Regions from separate parts of the Homo sapiens genome. Here region 1 is linked to region 2. The links are chromatin loops, found by intact Hi-C in ENCODE. Cell type or tissue: mammary epithelial cell. All regions are shown on one strand. Links, peaks and the distances in the headings refer to the core of each region. The heading gives the core; the rest is flanking DNA.

Region 1 (12,302 bases), core at 4,266-9,265, 190 kb after region 2:
AGGCCCCGTCACAGGCTCTGCTGGCCAGTGGCAGCTGTGCACGGATGAATAACTGCTGCAGGCCTGTGTGAGCTTCTGCATGGCTGGAGCAGCACTGTGTCCCACAGCAGGTATCTCCTGGTGGTAGAAGTGGTGCCCTTCCCTTGGTTAAGCAGAGTGTGGACTGGCCAGTCTCAAGCTTCCCTCAAAAGTTCTTCCATCACCAGATACCTGGGTTTCTCCTAAGGCAAGGGATGCTGACTTTCCATCACAAAACGGAGCACTGCGGAAGCTGGGGAGCAGAATCTCAATGATGCCCACAGGGGGCAGGCAGAATGCCACCACTCGGCCAAGAAGGCGTGTTTGGCTACGACAGCCCAGAGTCCAGAGCCACGGCACTTCCGGTTGCTGTCCACGCGGCTTCTGCTGGTACTCAGCCACCACGCCCACCAGAGCCACCGCACTTCCGGTTGCTGTCCAGGCGGCTTCTGCTGGTACTCGCCCACCACGCCCACCAGAGCCACCGCACTTCCGGTTGCTGTCCAGGCGGCTTCTGCTGGTACTCGCCCACCACGCCCACCACGTGGAGTCTAGCAGCTCTCCCTGGTTCTCCCCAGCTTCTCTGTAATCCTTCCTCCACCTGGCAGCCGGAGGCATTCACTTAACATTTAGTGTATCATGCCCTTCCCTTGCTTGCCCTGTAAAGGCTTCCTCACATCCCTCATAGAATTCAAACTCCTCACCCCGAGGCTCAGCCCTCCACCTGTGGCCCTGCCTCGTCTCCATGCCACTTTGAAGCTCACAGGTGACCTTGCTTTTCCTTCAAGTTGCCAGCATTCCCTCATCATAGAGCCTTAACTCGCTGCTCCTTGCCCTGCAAGTCTTGTTCCCTGATTTAACCAACACGAATAGGGCAAGGGATTTTTGGCATCCAACTCATCTTCCCTGATCATCGTGTAGCTGCTCTCTTTGCTTTTCAAATCTCAGGGCCGGGCACAGTGGCTCACACCTGTAATCCCAGCACTTTGGGAGGATGAGGCAGGTGGATCTCTTGAGGTCAGGAGTCCGAGACCAGCCTGGCTAACACGGTGAAATCCCATCTCTACTGAAAATGTAGAAATTAGCTGGGCATGGTGGCAGGCGTCTGTAATCCCAGTTACTTGGGAAGCTGAGGCAGGAGAATCATTTGAACCTGGGAGGCGGAGGTTGCAGTGAGCCAAGATCATGCCACTGCACTCTAGCCTGGGTGACAGAGCAAGACTCCATCTTAAATGAAAATAAAAAGAAAGAAAAATCTCAGCATAGGGGCCAGCCCATCAGACAGCCCCTTCCCGATCATCCACACTGACCCAGCTGTGCAGCCGCATCGCCCGGTTCTCAGTCCTCGCCTTGCACTGACACTGCACGCTCTTTTCTGTATTCATCTGTTCTTGTCTCTCCCAGGAAAGCAGGCCTCTGTTGTATCCTTCGTGTATAGGACTGTACTGGGGGCATGAACACAATCACTCTTTTTTGAAGAATGAATGAATATATAGAACACTATGGCCCCTTCTCCCCAGACTTCACTGCACCTGACACTCTCAACACAGGCACAATTATTTATTTGCAAACTTGTAGGAATGTGAAATCTGCATGTTGGTGCTCTCCTGGCCCCACACAGGAACTTAGCTTTCAAATGCAGGCGTATGACGTAAATGTCTATTTAACCGAGAAGTGGAAAATATGTTCTGAAGGCACAATCATAAGGACAGTGTTTTTGCCTTCGGATCTTAACACCCAGCATTCTATTCCTTAGGTGTCCTGCTGAATACCCAATTCCTTTGACATTTAAAAATAAAGAATGCTTCCCCAACAGAAATATATCCCATTCCCTATGTTACTGTGCAGATTTGGGGACCCAAAAGTTACTTTGCTTCTGTATATTGATAACTAAGGAAAAAGTAGGTTTCAGATCTTAAACTATCATGAGAAATATAATCAGAATCGAGACAGAGCCTGACTTGTGATTTGCAGTTCCCGTCTCAACAATTGCTTCAGCTGCTTAGCTTGACACTGAATTTTTTATTACCTTGGTGGCGGTGGGGGGAGATGAAAAGGGAGAATTTCATGAGCTCCAGTGTCCTCTTTTGCATCCTTTGAAATTCAAATCATGTTCAGCAATGAGCAATTCATAGACAGGGTGTAATTGCCGATACAGCATATAAGATGTCCTTTCCTCACCAAAACGCGATCAGTCTACACACTGACCCGAAGACCACGCAGAGGAGCGGCACTCCTGACAGACACAGCCTCAGCCGGGCAGTGTGTTATAACTGTAAAGAGCCTTGTGCCCCAGAGGCCTAATTACATGGCAAAATGCTGTGTTTTCTCACATAGTTCTCAAAGACAACCACCTGCTCATTGTGGGGAGATTTAAGGTCTTAAACACCGAGGAAAGGCATTTCATGAAAAGGTTACCCCCAAAGAGAAATCCAAGGTCAAAGTTAGATGGCTAGATACACACTGGAATTAATATACTCATTAGTTCTTAATACAGGGGATGCCTAGAATTCAAAGGGGGCTGTCTTACACCAGGGGCATCCAATCTTTTGGCTTCCCTGGGCCACATTGGAAGATGAATTGTCTTGGGCCACACATAAAATACACTAACTCTAATGATAGCTGATGAGCTAAAAAAAAAAATTCCAAAAGAATCTCATGTTTTAATGTTTTAAGAAAGTTTACGAATTTGTGTTGGGCTAAATTCAAAGCCCTCCTGGGCCTCATGTAGCCCATGGTCTGCGGGTTGGACAAGCTTCTTTTACATATTCAGAGAAGGAATTTGGACGAATATGTGTGATATTTTTTCCTTTTATGAACATCCGTTGAAGGGAAGAAACAAGATATCCCAGGCTGCCCATGTATCCTCGTGGTGGGTGGGTTGAGAAGGAGCACCTAGGCCCCCAGGGGAGCAGATGTTGCCACTGATTTATTCAGTGTGTTTTCAGCTATATACGAGCTACATCTACATCCGTGTCAACTTCGCACACAAGTATATGAACAGTAAATTAAAAATTACAAGCAGCTTGGAACTGAAACACTCTCAGAGGAAAAGTGAACCATGACAGACAGGCAACAGGAAAGTCCCAAACCGACAAGTAGAATAAGTTTGGTTCAGGCAATGGAGGTGGTCAGTTCCCCTGGTCATTCCAAGGTGCCTTTATACCTTTATCCTTGGCTACTGTGCCCTCCATCCCAAAGGCCCCAAAAAATGAGCCATCGTGCTCTGGGTGGTAAAGCCTGCTTGCTACCTCCCTGCTGACTCAGAGCGTGTACTGGATTCCCAGATCTTCAGCCATGAGCCATGTCACTCCCTGTCTGATTCTTCCTCCCACACAGCAAGGACCTGGGGCGCTGCACCTGAGCTGGGGTGGGTGGAGTCTGCATGCCAAGACTGGGTGTAGTAGCTGGGTAAGGAGTTGCCCCTGGGCTATGATGCTTGGAGACAAGGGAACCCAGCAAGAGAAAACATCTTATGTAGAAACCAAAGTTAAAAACTATGCAGTCCTCCCAAAGAAGAGGTGGGACTAAAGAGACTAAAGAAGACTAAAGAAGACAGGCACAAGGGGGAAATTTAGGTTTGAGGCAACTGGACAGAAGAATGGCAAGGAGAAGAACTTGGAGAAAATCCTTGAGCCATGAGAATACATCCAAGGCCAGCCTTTTGAGTACTGAGTTATGATGTAAATTGCAATTCCTACTGTGAGTCTTGGTTGAGAAAACAGGGCTCTAGTTATGTGCAGCTGTGTGCTGGAAAATTTCTGTGTAAGCAGCTCCACTGAATAGGTTCCAGCTAATAGTGTGTCCACAAGAAGTAACCCAAGTCCCCCCCCAGCACAGCATACCACACAGACCAAGAGGTCAGGAGCTGTTTCTTGGTTGTTGGCTGTGCCACCTCTTGCATCTCAAAGAGCATTTTTCTAGGTTAGGCCTGGCCTGAACAAAATGTGCTTAGCCCCAGACCAGCTATGCCCCATATCCCATTGCTATTTTCCCTCTACACTACTTGACAGAGGTTGCTCCTGTGCCTGGCACTGACTACAGGACCATATCACATGTCCCTGTAAGATTACCTTTTTTTTTACACAGTTACAGGGAAAACAGAGTTTATGGAAAAACTGCAGCTCTATTATCCCTGGCAAATTTACCCTGACTTATTCTTTCAAACTCTTTTTCCACAGGTTTTAAAATTTGCAGAATCTTGGCCAGGTGTGGTGGCTCACGCCTGTAATCCTAGCACTTTGGGAGGCCGAGGCAGGCGGATCACGAGGTCGGGAAATCGAGACCATCCTGGCTAACACGGTGAAACCCCGTCTCTACTAAAAACATAAAAAATTAACTGGGCGTGGTGGCGGGTGCCTGTAGTCCCAGCTACTCGGGAGGCTGAGGCAGGAGAATGGCGTGAACCTGGGAGGCAGAGCTTGCAGTGAGCCAAGATCGGGCCACTGCATTCCAGCCTGGAAGACAGAGCGAGACTCTGTCTCAAAAAAAAAAAAAAAAAATTGCAGAATCTCAGGATGGAAGAAATCCTAAAAGTGTTCTACATAGTGTCCACCTTTTGTAGGTTTTCTAAGTCCCAACCCAGTGCTTTTTTGTAATGTGCAATGAAAGTCCTAAATGCTTTTAACGAGTGAAGAGCTTTTCATTCCAGAAGTACACATAAAGTCTGAAATGTAAACACAATGAGAGAGGTAACATATGATTTAATTTCACTCTAAGATAATAATAATGGCCATGAACAATATATTCTGGAAAAAAATGATAGTGAGGAAGCAGTCTGGGAGGTTGGGAAAAGAAGGCTGAAAGACAGTAAATGATGTGGCAAAAAGAGACCCTGGGTGCCCCAGAAAGGTCCTTGATGGCAAAGAAGGCAGGATCAGGGCTGGAGAAGAGAAGCCTCCTAACCTCTTCCTGGGTCACAAGCCTGTCTGCCTTGCTGAGGCCCCTCTGGGTAACTGTGTTTTGTGTCACCTGGACTGCAGTGTGGGGTACCCAGATTAACTGTGACTTCTGTAAGGGTGTTTCCAGGGGATTAGCATCTGAAGCAGATGGCCCTCCCCAATGTGTGTGGGCCTCATTCAATCCCTTGACAGCCTGAAGGCAGAGGAAGGAAGAACCTGTCCCTTTTCCTTCTTGCCTCACTTCTGGAGCTGAAATGTCTCATCTTTCCAGCCCTCAACTGTTATTTACACCATCAGCTCTCCTGGGTCTCCAGCCTTTGGCTCCTGTTGAATTACCACTGGGTTTCCTCGGCCTCCTGCTTATATACAACAGATTATGGGACTTCTCAGCCTCCATAGTCATAGGAGCCAATTCCTCATTTTATAGACACCATTGGCTCTGTTTCTCTGGAGGACCTTGATTAAGATAGTAGCTTGTTGTGAAAAATATCCTTTTAATTTACTTTATGTTACTTCGGCACACAGAGGTTGCAAGATTTTGTCAACTGAAGAATGATTAGGCTCATACATCTGGAAAGGAGAACTTCATTTCTCATAAAGGGCAGTGTGCTGGTGGCCAGTCTGATAGGCTGGGAATCGTAGCCTCTAGCCAGAAGCCAGAAACAGATACTCAGAGGGAGGGGCAAAGGGTGCAAGAATGTATACGGAATGGTGTGGCCAAGTATACATATTTAACAATCTCTAGGAGGAGTTGTGGATATTTATGGGAGGAGAAACATGCACACGCACAACTGAGCTTCATGCCTTTCCATGGGGACCCAGGTCCAAAAACAGTGGCATTAGCATGACATGAGGGTGGAGACTTTAGCCCTCTGATGTCAAAAGGTGAAGCAAAGGAAAAGAAAAAAAAAAACCCTCTCTGTGGATCCTCTGTAGACTGGCCAAAACCACACTGTGGTCAGTGGTAGTCTTATCAGGAAGGAATGCTGGTCAGTTGTTTTGAAACTGCAAAAGGGATGGGCACTGTCATGCAGTTGGTTGATATCAGGTGTGGAGTAGTCTTTCCAAAGGGCTGGTTTCTGTTCAGCCCCCAGTGAAGAAAAGCTAATGGGGCCAGCAAACGAGGGGGGATAGTGAAACATGTCTGAGTTCCCATCCTATCATGGCCAGAACTCAGTTTTTAGGGGTTCTCTGGGGTCCTCTTGGCCAAGTGGGGGTCTATTCAGTTTGTTGGAGGGCTTAGGATTTCAGTTTTGTTTCTCAGTTCAAAGCTCTGAATTAGGCACTGTGAGGGGTACAGAAATAACTAAAAGGCCATCCCTTAACTTATACAGCTTACGGTCTGTCAGAGAAGACACACTTGCAAATATTAAACTGTAATCTGAAACAGAAATATACTGAAATGAGCCAAGCACTGCAGAAAGTTATAGGAAGGTGTCATTGTACCTAGCCAAAGGGAAGCTGGGGAGGGCTTTGTGAAGGAGGAGACATCCGACCAGGGATTAAAGGGTAAGTAGGATTCTCATGGTCTAAAAAGGGTTAGAAGTCGAGAGCTGCATAATTGCCTAATGGGTTCTTCTTGCCTGCTGCACAGACAAAACCAGTTCACTGAGACTACGGTATTGCAGTGAAGAAAGTTAATTGCTGCCAGGCTAGGCATGTGGAAGGCCTAGTTTTCACTCAAATCCAGTCTCTCTGAAGGCTTGGAGGTTAGGGTTTTTCAAGGAAAGTTTGGCAAGGCAGGGAATGGGGAATGTTGATTGGTTGGGGATGAAATCATAGGGGTGTGGAAAACAGTCCTTGTGGGCTGAGTCAATCTCTGGTAGGAGCCACAGGAACAGTTGAGTCATGAGTTGTTGGTCCAGGTGGAGTCAGCCAATCATCAGAAATGCAAAAGTCTCAAAAAACATCTCAAAAGGCCAATCATAGTATCTACGATAGTGATGTTATCTACAGGAGTAATTGGAGAAGTCACAAACCTTGTGACCTCCTCAACAATAGCTGGTTATTGTTTACGCCTACCTCTTAGCAGAATTTAGGTCCCTGTCATAATCCTAAGCTTGTGGCCTTTCGTTAGTTTTACAAAGGCAGTTTGGTGTTGAGAAGGGGTATTATCATCATTTCTTGAAGCTTAAACTCTAAACTAAATTCCTCCCAAAGTTAGCTTGGCCTACACCCAGGAGTGACTAACAATAGCTTGGAGGTTAGAAGCATGATGGAGTCAACTACATCGAATTTATCTTACTGTCACAGATGGAGTCAACTATGTTGGATTTATCTAACTGTCATAATCTTTGCAGAGTTAGTTTCAGTCCCAATCCCACAGGATTGGGAAAGCCTGCAGGGTGCTTGGGAAATGAGGTGCTGTATTTCTCACCTATTGCCACTGTAATAAGCCATCTGTTTGCTATAGCTAGTTTGATAGCAGATATTGCACTATTTGTTGTCTATTGCAGCTCTCACAGATTACCACCAATTCCCAGGCTATCAGAATGGCCACCACCAATTTCGTGATTTAAAACAATACAAATTTATTATCTTACAGGTCTGGAGATCAGAAGTCCAAAAAATGGGTCTCACTGAGCTACAATCAAGGTGTCAACAGGCTGTGTCCTTTCCTGGAGGCTCTGGGAGAGAATCGGTATCCTTGCTCTTTTCCCACTTCGAGAGGCTGCCACATTCCTTGGCTGGTGGCTCCTTCCTCCATCTTCAAAGCCAGCGACAGATGGTGAATGGAGTCCTTTCACGTGGCTCACTCTGCCCTTGTTCCTGCTGTCACATCCCCCCTTCTCTGTCTGACTTTTCTGTCCCCTTCCTCCACTCTTGTCATTACCTTGGGCCCATCTGAAAATCCTGGATCGTCCCCCTAATTAAAGTCAGTGGACTAGCAACTTTAATTCCATCTGCAACCTTAGTTCCCTTCTGTCATGTAGCCTAACCTCATCACGAGTGTCAGGGATTTGCACGTGGACATCCTCAGGGACCCCATCGTGAGTGGTTGGGGGGATGTGGCCAGAAAGAAGGCAGTGGCAGAATGCCCAAGAACTCTGCAGCTGCGCTGAGGCATCTGAGAGCCAAGGAGGAAACCTTCTTTGTGGTTAAGTAAGAATGAACTAATATCCATCTGGCATTTGGCATTTTACACTGCACTTTTTGTACATTATCTCATTGGATCTTAAAAACAGCTCATTGTGAGATGTGTTAATATTATTCTTATTTTAAGGTGGGGAAACCGAAATCAAACAATGTAGGTGACTTTTTTCAAGATCACCCAGTGAGTGATTCAGGACTTGGCCCAGGCTTTCTGGTCTACACTCACAGCCTTTCCTTCATCCACAGAGGCAAGATCTAGCAATTGAATTAGGTTGCCTGAATACCAACCTTTGTAACCTCCTATTGTTGGCTTATTTTCCTTATGGTTTTGGAAAAGAATCTTTCAAAACAAGTCAATTTTATTACCTAAAAGTTACTTTGCTTTTAAAAACTGTTCCTTGAATTAATCCACATATTGTGTCTTCCTCAGAATGATAAGCATAAAGGTAGTTACATTTCGTTCTCATCCTTACACCGAAACATGGGGAATTAACAACACCCCTTCTCTGCCGTCAAGTGTATGTGCAGGTTAGGGAGCATCTTGAGAGTTTGGTCCCACCAGCTTCCAGAGCCTGCAGTCTGGCTTCCCATGTGGCTTGAGGCTCCCAGTGCAGGCAGCCCTCAGTGTCTAGGTGCTGGGCTTCCGTCTCACAGTCCCTGGCCAGCTTCCCTCAACACATCCCTCTAATGACCCCGGGGCCTCACCCAATCTTTTCTCCTGACATATTGGGAAGTGAGGGGCAGCAAGGCCCTTTGGCCCAGCAAGGGTCCCCTGCAGGGCTCCCCACTTGAAGGGGCCTGTGCTTTGGCCCCATGCACTGACCCACTCCTTGCAGGTGCCCAGAGCAGCTGAGGGACCTGTGCCTGTGGAGTCATGTGGGTCGTGGGTGGGCTCTGGCTCCAGGGGGCAGCCCAGCATGGCCGTCACTCCCACTCACTGCCACCGGAGATCGTTTGGGATCTGGCCATCAGAGTGGTGCTGACAGCCTGGTTAAGGTGACCATGGTCCTTGAGTCTCAGCCTGTGTGCAATTCCACACATGGGCTCCTCCCCTCTGTGTTCTGGCTGTGACGCCCTCTAGCTCATAGCACCGGATGGTGCTGTAGGTGCCAACATGTGTCCCTCATGGTGCACAGCACCCACTGACCAGCCGCCCTCCACAGACTCTGCACATGTGTCTTGCTATGTTTTGGAGGTGGTCAAATCCATTTCTCCTGATGAAACTTCCCATCAATGTGGCCACACTGCTCTGTTGGGTCATTCTGAAGCCATCACTAGCAAGGACAGCCCATCTTGTATGGATGGGCTCCCTGTCCTTGTTCTGCTGCAGCCCTCTCACCTGGCCTCCTGCTGGTGCGGCGTGGAAGGCAGATGTTGTCCATGGGGAAAGAGACCCCATTCATTATAGGCATGCCATGATGTCAGCCTAAAGAAGTTAAGGGATGGCTGGGTGCAGTGGCTCATGCCTGTAATCCCAGGGCCCAATGCCTGTAAGCACTTTGGGAGGCTGAGGTGGGTGGATCACGAGGTTAGGAGTTCGAGACCAGCCTGACCAACATGGTGAAACACTGTCTCTACTAAAAATAAAAATTAGCTGGGCATGGTGGCGCACACCTGTAATCCCAGCTACTCAGGAGGCCGAGGCAGGAAAATCACTTGAACCCAGGAGGTGGAGGTTGCAGTGAGCCGAGATCGCGCCATTGCACTCCAGCCTGGGCGACAGAGGGAGACTCCATCTCAAAAAAAAAAAAAGAAGTCAAGGGATGACGCCGTGGATGATGGGTTATTCCACATTCATGCTACATAACTCAAAATACCACATGACCAGAAAATAAATCTTCATTTGCATTTTCCTGAATCATCTGGGTAATCCTGGCATTGGTGGTCCATGTCAGCAAAGCACATAAACCACTTTGAGAGTCAGCAGAAGCCATGCCTGGTCGTGACACTGCAGCCTCACAGGTGATGTGACCAGTGGTGCATGAACGGTCCCAGGTCTACATTGTTTCAGTACAAACAGGTCCCTGAGACCCATGGCAGTGAGTGATGACAGCTTTGCTACCTTTTCTTCCTAGAGATATGACCTTGACCAGGAATGCTGCCTTTGACAATAAAGAAAAAGAAGAGATGATGCCTGGACACCACAAACATCACGTGCACTGGCTGGATGATAGAAAAATACAGCGGTTCCTCTTCTCCACCCACTATCGCAAATCCCCATTGATAAATCACTATACCCCACGTGGACCCATGAATTTTGTAACATATTTTACAATCAAATTGTGTAGACAGGAGCCTTACAAAAATTAGTTGCCCACAGCCCCGCAAACCCTAAAACCTGCCCTGGTGAGGAGGATGGTCACCTGATATTGTTTTAAATCCTCCTTGGTGTCCTCCTTCAAATTATGCCTATTGTGCCAGCTCAGTGCCCAACATACAGTCAATCTCTAATAAATATTTCCTGGAGGAGAGAGAGAGAAGAAGTTGGTGACACTAGTCATGCCCCTAATGTTTTATTTTTGCTCTTCTAAAAAGCAGTGCATAAGAAAGTTACCATATGCAGTGAAATAAAAATGCTGAATTTACGTCTTTTGCTTCCAGAAGGAGGTGAATGTGAAGGTCAGATTTTAGGCAGACTTCAAATTGAAGCTCAGTTTTAGATAAAACATTCTCAGTGCAGAGGCTCAGAGATGACGCAGTGGGGCGGAGGGTGCCGGAGGGAGGGAGGGAGGCAGGAAAACTCAAGCCCTCTCTCTGATCTCCATGGATGGCCAGATTAGGAAATGCATGTGGAACCACAGGAAGAGCCACACGGGCCAGAAGCGACATGCTTTTGAGTGGTAAACCCACAAATGAACATACAAGTTCAGAATTCATAAATGTCCCAGAGAAGACAGCAAGCTTTAGAAGCAGCATGCATTTCATTACCAAGCAAATTTACTGATTTGTTTCAGTTTTATGTCTTTGGACAAATATAGATTGGCAGGATTTTCATATTCAGCTCACTTCATGCTGCTGCTTTTGATTTTTTCCTTCCTTAGTTGTGACCTCTTGCAGAATTCCTGACACTGAGCTACGATGTTCTCAAGCATGTTGCAATGTCAAGTTCAGGCACTTAAGAATCATTAAATCCAAAATTTCTCTCATCTCTGTTGTTTTTGGAATTGGGGTTGAAAATGGGTTTGAGGGCAAAGTATTCTTTCTAAGCAGAGACCTAGCAAGCACTGGCTTAAAATGCTGAAATGGTTGTTCTGTCTAAAAATCTACATTTATAAACATGTGTGGTAAAATAAATAAATAAATAAATAAGAGCCACAGCCACATGCTCCCTTGCAGTGCAAGCATTCCTGATGATGCCATCTCCCCCTTCTCTCAAACCCTGGGAAGTCCTTAGTTTCTCAAAACTAAAGGATTGAATATCTCTTATTAGACACAATTTCTTCCCCAATTAGGAACATGGCAATGCAGGCAATTGGATTTTCCAGGTGAGGAAACTGCAACAGAAAACCTTCCTGGTACCTGCTGGCCCCATGCCTGCAGCCCCCACTGGCCCCTGTGCATTGAGACCCCAAATATTCATTGCTTCAAACCTGCTGGCAGACACCATTTGGGGCATCTTTGCTCATGACGACCACTGTAGTCCGCAGTCATCTATCTCTGAACATTTCCCTTTACTATGACTACAGCGGGGAGCTGATGGATATAATCATTATCCTTTGCTGCTTTCATTTGTACATTCATTCATCCAACATTTTTTGGATGAACAAAAAATGTTGGATGAATGAATAAAAAATGTTGGCTGCACAAATACACAAAGGAAGGCAGCAATGGCTAATGCTATGTCCTAGGGGCAGCCTTATGAACATTTATCATTATACAACATGCTGGGTTACTCAGAAGAGAATAGAAGGTGAGGTGGGGAAGGAAGCCACAGAGGTAAGGAAGACCAAAATGCAGCTGCCTTCATCAGGCCCTACTTCCAGAGATGCACGGGTGGATGGAGCTTTTCCCTCTGACCCAGTCCTTCAACTGCATGTGATGCTTTTGGGACCCACGCATTCCATCCTTTCTGCCCTGTCCTTCTCCTGGATGTCATACATTGGGATCCAGGTGTTCAGTTTTCTCTGCCTTGTTCTTGCTCTGCATGTGATGATTTAGGGACCCAGGTGTCCAGTCCTCTCTGCCCCATCCTTCTCGTGTACGTGATACCTTTGGTAATTCGGGTAACCAGTCTCCATTTCCATAAGAGGTAGCCAGATGCTCTTTTCAATCAGGGATGTCAGGGATGTT
Region 2 (12,302 bases), core at 4,652-9,651:
CTCAGTTACAGCTACAAGCTCCACTTTTTGAGCTGAAGTATAGCGTGTCTGAAAAACTTTACATTTCGACACAGAATAAGAAGCTTTACCATTACTAGACCCATCTGTGAAGACATTTTCGGCACCTTCAGTTGGTTTAAATTTAGTTATTTTAGGGAGAATCCAATTAGTTAATTTCAAAAATTGAAACAGTTTCGTTTTAGGAAAATGATTATCGAGAATATCCACAAAGTCAGCTAAATGGGTTTGCCAAGTAAGACTATTTATAAAAGCTTCCTGTATTTGTGCCTTCGTGAGAAGGACAATAATTTTTCCAGGATCATATCCATGTAATTCAACAATCTGAGTTCTCCCATTTCCTATCATAGTAGCGATTTGATCCAAATAAGGAGTTAGAGTCCATGAATTAGTATGTGGAAGAACAAGCCACTCTACAAGATCTTGATCTTGAACAATAACAGCAGTAGATGAATGCTAAGTTGGAAAAGTTGGCAAATCTAGAATCTTCTCTGGATCTATTCTATTTATTTGAGCTTTATGGACTTGCTTTTCGATTAGCTGCAGCTCTGCCTCAGCTTCTTTTGTTAATTGCCGAGGGCTAGTGAAACTAGGATCTCCTCTGAGGATGGAAAATAGATTACTCATGGCATAGGTAGGAATGCCTAGGGCAGGTCATATCCAATTAATGTCCCCTAGTAATTTTTGAAAGTCATTTAATGTTTTCAGTTGATCCCTACATATGGTTACTTTCTGTGGCACAATGGTAGTGTCATTTACTAAGGTCCCCAAATAGGAGTAAGGAGTAGTAGTCTGAATTTTTTCAGGAGCTGTAATTAAACCAGCACGAGAAATCGAGTTTTGCAAGTGATCATAACACTGGAGTAATATTTCTTGAGTGGGGGCAGCACAAAGTATATCATCCATATAATGAATAATGTAACACTGTGAAAATTTTTTACAAGTAGGTTCAATTGTTTGTCCTACCTACATAAGTCTGGCAAATTGTTGGACTGTTTAACATGCCTTGTGGCAACACTTTCCAATGAAAACGTTTAGCAAGCTGCTGGTTGTTTACTGCAGGAATTGTAAATGCAAACTGTTCACAGTCTTGCTCAGCTAAGGGGATGGTAAAGAAACAGTCTTTTAAATATATGACTATTAAAGCCCAATTTTTTGGAAACATAGCAGGAGAAGGCAGTCCTGGCTGCAATGTCCCCAGAGGTTGTATAACTGAATTAATGGCTCTTAAGTCAGTTAACATTCTCCATTTACCTGTTTTTTTTCTTAATTACAAAAACTGGGGAATTCCAAGGGGAAAATGTTGGAGCTATGTGTCCTTTTTCTAATTGTTCAGTAACTAAGTCCTCTAAAGCCTCTAGGTTCTCTTTACTTAGCGGCCATTGTTCAATCCAAATTGGCTTATCTGTTAACCATTTTAAAGGTATAGGTTCTGGAGGCTTAACAATGGCCGACATCAAAAATGGTATCCTAAACCTTGGCAGGAACTTTGTCTTTCCACTTGAAGTGGTTCCTTCAAACTTTGCAAATTTTTTCCTAGTCCCATACCAGGGACATACCCCATTTCATGCATCATATGTTGACTTTGAGGGCTATATAATTGTTCTGGAATTAGAACTTGTGCTCCCCATTGTTGTAATAAATGTCTCCCTGGTAAATTTATAGGTACAGAAGTTACAATTGGTTGAATAATCCCAGACAGTCCATTGGGCCCTTCACAATGCAAAATATAACTACTTTGGTATACTTCAGGGGCTTTACCAACTCCAACTATGTTAAATTGAGCGGGTTGAATTGGCCACATGGATGGCCAGTGCTGTAGAGAAATGATTGAAATGTCCACTCCTGTATCTACCAAACCTTTAAATTTCTTTCTTGAATAGTTATTTCACAGGTAGGATGTTTATCAGGAATCTGATTCACCCAATAAGCTGCTTTACCTTGTTTATTTGTGCTTCCAAATCCTTCTGTTCGTTTAGTTTCACTTTTCCCCATTTCCACATACAGCACAATCAGGAGCTGTGCTATGCGCTCTCCTGACTCTGCTTTCCAGGGAACAGAAGTAGATGTAACAATTTGAATTTCCCCATTGTAATCTGAATCAATGACTCCTGTTTGTACTTGCATTCCTTTTAAATTTAAACTAGATCTACCTAGAAGTAATCCTATCGTCCCCACTGGCAACATCTGACTGGAGATAGCAACATTCTTTAATGGTCCCATTACAAAAGGAAAACCTGGTCCATATTGATTAATAGCTTGTTTAAATTCTCTGAGTAATTTAAAAGGAAAAGGCTCAAACATAGCTGTAATATTTCCCTGTTGATCTGGGGGCATGTATTCTAACAGGGAACTGCCAAGCCTCTAAAACACCCTCTCTTCTAGCTTGCTGGATTCCTGCTTGAATAGAACTGAGAGCAATTGCTCAAGGTGCTGCTCGAACAGTCACTGGGGCAACTACTTTTTGCCCAGTGTCCTCCGGAAAAGAAAGATCTGGAGGGTCAGGCCACTCTTTTTCTTCAAAATAAGGAGGGGATGCAGAAGGGTAGGGATGAACCTTTTCCTCCTTTGCCGCTTTAGCTTTAGCTGGCAAACAAACCTGCTCTGTCACCTCTTCTGTTACTTCATTATACTTTCCTTCCTCTTCATCATTAGTGTAAAAAGGTTTCAAGGTGGAATGAACTGGAGCCCACACTTGTGTCACTGTTACCCTGATGCTCCCAAGCTCTCCTTCTTACTCACCATGCAGATTGCTTAAGAGTACTCAGGTGTCCTCCAGCTTAGCTCCACGTTCTCCAACCGTCGCTGCATTGACCCTTCAATCCAGGTTCGAGCCCCCATGTTGGGTGCCACTTGCTGAGACCAGCTCGGTCATGGAGACCTTAACCCAGCGGTCTAGAGGAATTAAAAACACACACACAGAAATATAGGGTGTGCAGTGGGAAATCAGGGGTCTCACAGCCTTCAGAGCTGAGAGTCCTGAACAGATATTTACCCACATATTTATTAACAGCAAGACAGTGATAAGCATTGTTTCTCTAGATTATAGATTTACTAAAAGTATTCCTTACAAGAAACAAAGGGATGGGCTCTGGCTAGTTATCTGCAGCAGGAGCATGTCCTTAAGGCACAGATTCCTCATGCTATTGTTTGTGGCTTAGGAACACCTTTAAACCATTTTCGGCCCTGGGTGGGCCAGATGTTCCTTGCCCTCATTCCAGTAAACCCACAATCTTCAGTGTGGACATCATGGCCATCACGAACATGTCACAGTGCTGCAGAGATTTTGTTATTGGCCAGTTTTGGGGCCAGTTTATGGCCAGATTTGGGGGTCTATCCACAGCACCAGTGTTTTAATGTGAGGCGGCTCCTCAGGTCCAGTCAAATAAATGAATCTTGCGAATTAGCTCAAGGCTTTCTTGCAGGAAATGTACAGGATACTGTGTGCGGAGTGGTCATTTAGTCTTGACGACAAGAGAACTTATTGTTCTTTCTTCTCACTTGCTCCAGAAAAAGTGCCAGATTTCCTCCCCTCCCCCAAGCCCCCCCGCCCCCTGCCCCCCCAAGCTTTGTAGTCATTTTCAGGCTGCCTCCCATACATGTAAATATGGTAATACTTACTCAATGATAAAATGTCTTTTTTCCCTCTTCTATTGGTATGGAGAGATCTTTTTCTGTCCAGATTTTTTTATTTCTTGAACAACACCAGTGGGTGAATAGATAAACACATTGTTGTCTGCTCATACAATCAAATGCTGCTCAGCAATAAGAAAGAATGAATGATTGGTTTATTCAACAACATGAATGGATTTCAAAATAATTATGCTCAGAGAGAGAAGCCAGGCACTACAAAGGACCTGGCATAAAAGGATAGTTACATTTTTGTAAATTTCTAGTAAATGCATACTAATCTATAGTGACAGAAAGCATGTCAGAGATGACCAGAGAACAGAGAATACAGGGAGAGATGGATTACAAAGGGGCACAAGGAAACTCTCAGGGGGTTTTTATTAAAAAAAAAGTATTTGATTGTGGTGATACTTTCATGGGTGTATATGTGTGTGTGTATAGGTATGTATGTATATGTGTGTATATATACATATGTATATATTAATCAAATTATAATCTTTAAAGATGTGCAGTTGGTTGTACATCAATCACACCCAAATAAAGTTTATAAATAATAAAAAAGGCCTTTAACCTCTTTTTTTCTCCCAGAGAGTGGGTCTCCATCTTCCAAAGTTCCAAGGGTGATTTTGATCACCAGCAGAGGTGAGGGAAGGCACACAGTCACAGGTGATCACAGGTAACCTGCACCCTGTACGCCAGAGAGGAGACTGTGGCCAGGCTATGGAGCAGCTGGGGAGAGGGTGACATCTGAGACAAGGCCAGAATGGGGGTGGGGACAGTCCTGGGGCAATAAGGAACAGGAATGGGGACAGCCATGGGACCAGGGTGCTTCTTCTCACACACTCAGAGAAGCGTGGGACCTGCTGTGGTCCTGCATATGGGGCCTGAGCTACTTCAGATGGTTTTAAAAAGAAAGAGTAATTCTGAAAGAATGAAAAACTTGGAATACTCATCTTTCTCTAGGTTGTGCCAGCTGTTTTTTCATTCAATATATTTGAATGAAATTCTTACATGAAGTCTTTCAAAGTATTTTTTCTTCGATGCTGGAAAGATATGATTGCCTACAAGTTGTGATTTCAGGAGTGTGGGAAAGAGGTCCCTGCTTCAAACTGCTGTCCCCACCTAGCTACCAGGAGCCTAGAAAGTTACCGTTGCAGCAGCTTTACTCCAGCAGCTAAAGGCTTTTAGGGAACCACTTGTTATTGTTTTTTAATTACAGAGGTGACAGAAAATCAGCGGTTAGTCCAGAAAGACAGTAATTTAAAACAGAAAAACACTAAATTCAACCTCATTCTTGGTCTCTTTCAGAGGTAGCAAAAATTTCTAATATTAATATTTGTTTATGTCCTTCAAACATTTTCTATATATTTACAAAATATAGATTTGCGTAAGTATATTGGAAGTCAGTGCCTCGACATAGGTGTTGCAAATATTTTCCCAGCCTGTCGAGTTTCTTCTGACTTTGTTTTCGGCATTAAAGTCAGTGTCACCACTATCATCATTTGTTATGCAGATGTTTTGCATTTTTATACAAATTATTTATCACTGTTTCTCTCCATGGCCTCTAGGCCTTGTGTTATGCTTACAAAGGGCTTCCAGAATCCAAAATTACTTTAAAATCTACATTTTTCTTCATTGTTTGGTTTTATTTTACATTTAAAACTTTGATCTTGGCCTGATGCAGTGGCTCACACCTGTAATCCTAGCACTTTGGGAGGCTGAGGCAGGTGGATCACCTGAGGTCAGGAGTTTCAGAACAGCCTGGCCAACATGGTAAAACCTCATCTCTACTAAAAATACAAAAATTAGCTATGCGTGGTAGCACATGCCTATAATCCCAGCTACTCGGGAGGCTGAGGCAGGAGAATCGCTTGAACTCAGGAAGCGGAGGTTGCAGTGAGCCAAGATGGTGCCACTGCACTCCAGCCTGGGTGACAGAGCAAGACTCTATCTCAAAAAAATTAAAAAAAAAAATTAAAAAATTAAAAAAAAAAACTTTGATCTATACTTTATTTGGGTGTAGGGACTGGGGTTATTTTTTCTTCTTCTTCAAATGGCTCTCCCGTTATCCCAGGATTTGTTATTGAATAATTCCTCTTTCCCTCTATTTGAAATGTAATCAACATATGGTCTATTTTTGGAATATTATGTTGCTTCCATGTCTTCATTTATAAATTCTTGGCCTGGGGCCCAGCTGTCTTAATGATCATCTGTGTAAGGTGTTGACCCTTGGCAAAAGCTGAAGAGCCCTCAGCCAGAGCCTCCCCTTGCCTGGGTCCATGGAGGCTGCCTGCAGTGTCCCCTCCTGCCCTGCTAACCACTCTGTTGTGCATTCTCCTGGCCTCAGATCCCTGAAAGCAGAGTCTGACCAGTGCAGCTTATCCTATCTCTGATCTGCTTAGGGACCAGCTGTTCTCAGCCTGGTTAAATGCACTTGCCTGCTCCACCTTCTCAGGTGGAAACACAGGGATAGAGCTCACCTGGTTAAATGCACTTGCCTGCTCCACCTTCTCAGGTGGAGATAGAGCTCTTCCTTGCCCACGTGGGCAAGGAAGCAAAGTGCTGAGGGTACTGCAGTTGTAAATCAGGGGAAGTAGAGGCAAAAATTCATGTCACTTGAGGATAGTGTAATGATAGCTATCACTGTTGAGGGACAGGTGATGGTCAGACACTCTTTCTTTCCTGCCTGCCTGCCTTCCTAGATAGGGTCTTGCTCTGTTGCCCAGGCTGGAGTGCAGTAATGAGATCATGGCTCACTGCAGCCTCAAACTCCTGGGCTTAAGTGATCATCCCACCTCAGCCCCCCAGTTAGCTGGGACCACAGGGGCTTACCACGACAACCAGCTAATTTTTGTATTTTTTGTAGAGACGGGGTCTTGCTGGGTTGTCCAGGCTGGTCTTGAACTCCTGCTGTCAAGTGATCCTCTTGCCTCAGCTTCCCAATGTGCTGGGATTACAGGTGTGAGCCACCGTGCAGGCCTCAGATCCTGGTCAGTGAGGAGGTGGATGCTCAGAGTACAGAGGACCTGGAACCCAAATCTGCACCGGTCTCTGTTGGGCTCTCACTGTGCCTCAGTTATCTCAGTATTTCCCATCACAGAGCTCTTGGACAAGGAATAGCCATACATTTCTGTGAGTTCTGTATCTTATGACTACTACCCACAACCACAGTGGAATTCATAACTGGGGGAGGGGAGAGGGCTGGAACTCAATTTTCTTTTTTTAAATGTCTGTAAAAATATTCAGCTCAGTGCCAGCAATCTTGAGAGCAGGTTCCAAAGTCTGCATTTGCAGACAGGTGCTGGCTGCAGAGCAGCTTCACAATCCTCTGGGGGCTTTCTTAAAAAGAGTTTCCTGAGCACCTCTGGGAATGGCGCATTCACAGATGTGGGGTGGCTCTGGGTTTCTGCATATTCATGAAGGGCCCCAGGTTATTCTAATTTGCAGCAACGTGTGGGCACCACGGCTCTGAGGGGTGTATGGGTGACTTCATTGACTGGAAATGGCCCATCTCTTTCTCCCCCTCCACTTCTGCTTTCCTCAGTGGGCTGCTGCCTAAAAACCCCTCAAAGGAGTACAGCAGCCCACAGCACACAGAGCACAGATGCAAAAGGCCATTATTCTTGCACTTCATTTCTGTTTCTTTGAACTAAATCTTTGAGGTCCATCAGAATGCAAAATTGCTTGGGAAGATGCAGTGAATTGAAAAAAGAATCTGCACCATTCCACCCACTGAGAGGTGAGGCCTGTGTTCCTACCCCTTGAATCATTGTGCTGCGTTGATATACAGAATACAGCAGAAGCGATGCTGTGCCTGGTTCTGAGACCCGGCCTTAAGAAACTTTCAGCTTCTGTTTCCTGTCTCGTGAATCTGAATGTGGATCTCAGCTGCCATGCTTTGAGGAAGCCCAAGAAGCTCTGTGGAGCAGCCTAAATGGGGAGGAGCCCAGGCATGCAGCCCAAATCCGCAGCTGAGCTTCCTAGCCAACAGCAAGCACAGTCTTACTGGCCATGAGAGGGAGCTGTCTGGGACATGACCACCAGTTCCTGTGAGTCATCCCAGCTGGTGCCACATAGATTAGAGATGAGCTGTTCCTGCCAGGCCCAGCCCAGATCACAGATTTATGAGCAAAATAAGTGGTGGTTTGTTATGCAGAATGGATAACTGGAATGGGGAAAGCAGTTATTCAGCATATACTCTTTTTTTTCTTAGACAGAGTTTCACTCTGTCGCCAGGCTGGAGTGCAGTGGCGCGATCTTGGCTCACTGCAATCTCTGCCTCCTGGGTTCAAGCAATTCTCCTGCCTCAGCCTCCTGAGTAGCTGGGATTACAGGCACGTGCCACCACACCCAGCTAATTTTTGTATTTTTAGTAGAGAGAGAGTTTCACCATCTTGGCCAGGATGGTCTTGATCTCCTGACCTAGTGATCCGCCCACCTCAGCCTCTCAAAGTGCTGGGACCACATGTATGAGCCACCATGCCCAGCCCATCATACTTTCTTTTATCCCTGTTTTACTGCTAAGCAGCCATGTGATTGTGGGCATGTTACCGATCTTTTCAAACCTCAACTTTCTCTATTGTAAATTCAGTAAACTGGATTAAACAATGGAGATAAATAATATTCAATGCTTTTGTGAAACTTTTTAATTTTTACTTTTATTTGAATGAGGGGTTGGTGAGCAGGTTTGCATAGGAGGTAGAGAGAGGGATGGACTTTTGTTCTTTTGGGTGACACCCACCCCACTCCACCACCTTTGGGATACATGTGACTCTCCTGACTCTCATCCTGCACATGACTTCAACATAGAATTTTCTATAGTACATTAAAATTGTCTCTTTATATTCTTCTAGAGCAAGGGTCATGATTTATTTCTCTTTATCTCCCTAACACCTAGTACCCAGCTTAGTAGATAGTGGGCACTTGATACGTGTTTGTTGCATGAATAAATGGATATAATATAGATGGGTAGTGATATGGTTTGGATTTGTGTCCCCACCCAAATCTCATATCAAATTGAGGTGGGGCCTGGTGGAAGGTGATTGGATCATGGGTGCAGATTTTCCCCTCGCTGTTCTCATGATAGTGAGTGAGTTCTCATAAGATCTGATGGTTTAAAATTGCGTGGCACTTCCCCCTTGGCTCTCTCTCTCTCCTGCTTCTCCATAGTAAGACGTGCTTGCTTCCCCTTTGCCTTCCATCATGATTGCAAGTTTCCTGAGGCCTCCTTGTCATGCTTCCTGTTAAGCCTGCTGATCTGTGAATCAACTAAACCTCTTTTCTTCATAAATTACCCAGTCTCAGGTAGTTCTTTATAGCAGTGTGAGAATGGACTAATGCAGGTTGATTTGGAAAACAGATGTATGAAGTGAAAACCGTCAATAAGAATGGAACCAGAAATTCTAGCTCAGTGATTCTCAAGAACGGAATAGTGAGATAGTGGCCAAAAACTCAAATTGGAACTTTATCATTGCATGAGTGGGTTTTTATTCATAACATTTGTTTTGATATTTGATACACTTTGAAGGAGGAAATGAGATTTCGAGTCACATATAGGAAGCGTGTGTTAAAAAGAATTTGAGACACGATGTTGTAGCTACTTCATAATCTGCCTGGGCCTGGACCTATAATCACTGCCCCCTGCCTCTCATGCAGAGACCACAGTGTTACCCAGATAAGAATTTCAGAACATCTGGAAGGAAACCTGGGGCAGGCAATCTCAGTCACCAAGGTGCTTTAAACACTCCGAGGCAGATGTGGAGCTTGGCCTGAAATAGGTTTAATTCTTTGGTGCCGTTGAGGACTTTCTGGGGTGCTCACTTGGCCTGGGACTGCAGGGAACCCTGTAATTAGATGTTTGGGATCCTTGTGCTACTCCTGCCCTAGAAATGAAGTTGGCTGTAACCATCCTGGAAGGGCAGCCAGAAAGGTTCTCATTTGTTCTGCTGAGGGGTTGAACCTACTTAACAGTCCAGGGATTTCCTGTCTTGAGAGTAAAAAGGTGTAGCCACGCCAAGTATAATTAAACACTTACCCTCAGATGCTTTTCAGATTTTATTCACAACACCAACATGTGGTTTGTGTCCTGCTGGGAATTTAAGGTTATTGCACTGAAAAGGAGTGGGATTTTTTTTCTTCCCTGAAACCTCTTGCTTGTTTCTGAGCTGTATGGTTTTCAAGAGGAAGATCTGACTATCGAAATAACTTCTGAGACACCGTATTTTCTCTCCTCCTGTTTCTTTTTTTACAAATTGAGAAACTCAAGATTTAAGGCTACAGATAGTTTGGTATTTCTTTCCAATTCTTCCAGAAGTCTGTCCACCCTTCTCTTCCATGGGCTTGTACTTCAGACTTATTAAGGAGTCGTAAACACCCCTTTCCTTCTAATACCTAAGATGAATAAATACACATTCATTGTCTATCCTTTACTCTAGACTTAAAGCATTTCAGACTATTGGACTTAAAGTATTTTTTGTTCTTATGCCTCTTATTTATTTATTTTAGTTGACAGATAAAGATTACATATGTTTACTGTCTGTAACATGTTGCTTTGAAATAGGTATACATTGTGGAATGGCTAAATTGAGCTGATTGACATAGCATTGCCTGACATCCTTTTGTTGTGGTGAGAACACTTAAACTCTAGTCTCTTAGCAATGTTTAAAATAATACAATGCATCATTATTAACTATAGTCACCATGTTGTACATAAAGTATTTCTGTTATATCTGTGTTTAATATTACCTTCTTCAAATTATGTTATCTGATCTTGGCTGGAAATAAATGCAATTTATTTATGTTAACCATAAATACAGACCCATGTCTATAATAAATAAAAAAAATGGATCTCAGGAGAGCAAGAGAGGATGGAGAAGAAACAGGTAACAAATAAAGATGTGTGAATTGTAAACAAATGACACCAGAGTTGAAATGCAGAAATTTAGGGTTAAGTGAGACAAAAGAGGAATTTGTGTAAGTCAGGACAGGCTGGGTTATGCTGTGATAACAAACAGCCCCCTGATTTCAGTGCCTGAAAGCCGTGAGGGTTTCTTTCTAATGTATGGAAATTTCACGGTGGCCTGGGTGACTCTAGAGCAGACACCACCTATGTCAGGAATCGGCCCAGGGGCCATCTGCCTCATGGCCTGCTTTTGTAAATATAGTTTTATTGGAACTGATGCTCCTTTGTTCATGCATTATCAGTGGCTGCCTTCACATTGCAATGGCAGAGTTGGTTGGTTGTGACAGAGACCAAATGACCCTAAAGCCCAAAACCTTCAGTGTCTGGCACTTTAAAGAAAGAGTGTGTGGTTCCTGCTCTGTGCCACCTGCATGCCACCCTCCCACCAGTACATCGTCCACGCTGCAGGGGCCAGCGGTGTGCTGTGCTGCAGGAGATGCATTGCTCTGCTCGCCTTCTAGCAGACATGCATGACCAAGGCCCAGTTTCAACTGTGTGGGGAGGCGACATCTTCACACATGCTGGCGGGAGAAGGAGAACTGGATTATCAGTGATCTAAAGGAATGGGAAGACCAGGGACTTGAGAAGTCAGGATTGGCTGCAAACCTCAGTGGAGGCCTTTTCGGGAGGCTTTGGGGTGTGGAGTTGAGATTTTCAAAGATGAAGACTCCAGGGCCTTCGAGGGAATCTCATGAATTGTTACCCCTTGTTCCTACCCAATTTTTGATCCAGTGGAAGAGTGAGACGTGACAGTCAGCTGACGGAGGATGAAAGGCCACCTATGTTACCCACAAAGCAGGTGCTGAAGAGTCCTCATACTGAGTCCTAGAACAGATCCACGCCCATCCTGACTCAGGCCACACTGCATGGCAGGAGAGAGAGATAGAGAGAGGAGTAGAGAGAAGGAGGAGTAGAGAGAGGTAGAGAGAGAGCTAGAAATAAGGATATAGAGAGACAGGAAGACATAAAGAGAAAGAGACAGAGACATAGATAAAGATAGAAAAGAGATAGAGACATAGAGATAGAGAGACAGGGAGTTAGAGAAAGAGATAGAGAAATGTAGAGAGAGAGAGCGCAGAGGGAGATGGGGCTTCCTGGGTGAACAAGCAATAGGAATAGGTAAGCCTGACCCGGTGGGTTGGGAAGACCTGGCTGGGACAGGTGGGCTGAGGGTGCTTGTGCTTCACCTTCCCGTCTGCTTTGCTCTCCCAGGTTCCTCACCCTGTAGGCTCTGCCAAGGCCTGAGTATGATGCTGTGGGTGATTCACTGCCCAGAACGTCATGAGGGCCTGGGTCAGGACCAGCCTGGTAGGTTGAGAGGAAGCCTTCCTTGCTTCTGGGAGTCCTGGCTGGGAGGTGGCATGCAACCTTGGGGGAAACTGGGGGTCACTGGGCTGGGTTTTGCCATCTCCTCGTCTCTGGGCAAGCTAGCTGTGAAGAGTATGTTTTGGGGCTCTTCTTTCATCCATTTTGACAACAATCTTTAGGAAGATTGCTAAAATGTGTCCTGGTTAAAGCAGGATGTGTTTGCAGCCACACAATTTTAAACATCTTAAAAAATTAGCCACAAGTCTATAGAAAACCTTTGCATTGATTGTTCCATTTGATATTTTTCAACTCAGAACATTAGAAAAAAGGGCAGGGCATCTTTCTTACAAAGGACAATGAGTGAAATTCCAGTTTCCCCCTTTGA

The links. Peaks named below come from ENCODE experiments on the same cell type or tissue, not always from the same donor. Only the 100,000 strongest peaks of a DNase experiment are listed, where the experiment ranks them.
Region 1: it touches region 2 in a loop (8-fold over the local background); 1 of 110 quality-filtered maps calls a loop at or near these places.

Annotation. Positions count from the first base shown.
Region 1 is chr18:10,414,033-10,426,334 of GRCh38, forward strand. It overlaps LOC105371988 (a long non-coding RNA gene), which reads left to right. Exons shown (of 3, transcript XR_935142.4): 2 at 7,465-7,647; 3 at 10,088-11,223. It overlaps LINC01254 (long intergenic non-protein coding RNA 1254), which reads right to left and starts at 338. Exons shown (of 3, transcript NR_110775.1): 1 at 1-338. RefSeq lists an enhancer at 1-888. In mammary epithelial cell, for the core only: no CTCF peak of the experiment used is centred there; DNase peaks (open chromatin) are centred at 5,889, 6,729 and 8,099; H3K27ac peaks cover 4,472 bases.
Region 2 is chr18:10,222,609-10,234,910 of GRCh38, forward strand. No RefSeq gene overlaps it. Among named protein-coding and RNA genes, the nearest start is that of LINC01254, 190 kb to the right of the region's middle. In mammary epithelial cell, for the core only: a CTCF peak has its summit at 7,649 (motif pointing right); a DNase peak (open chromatin) is centred at 7,703.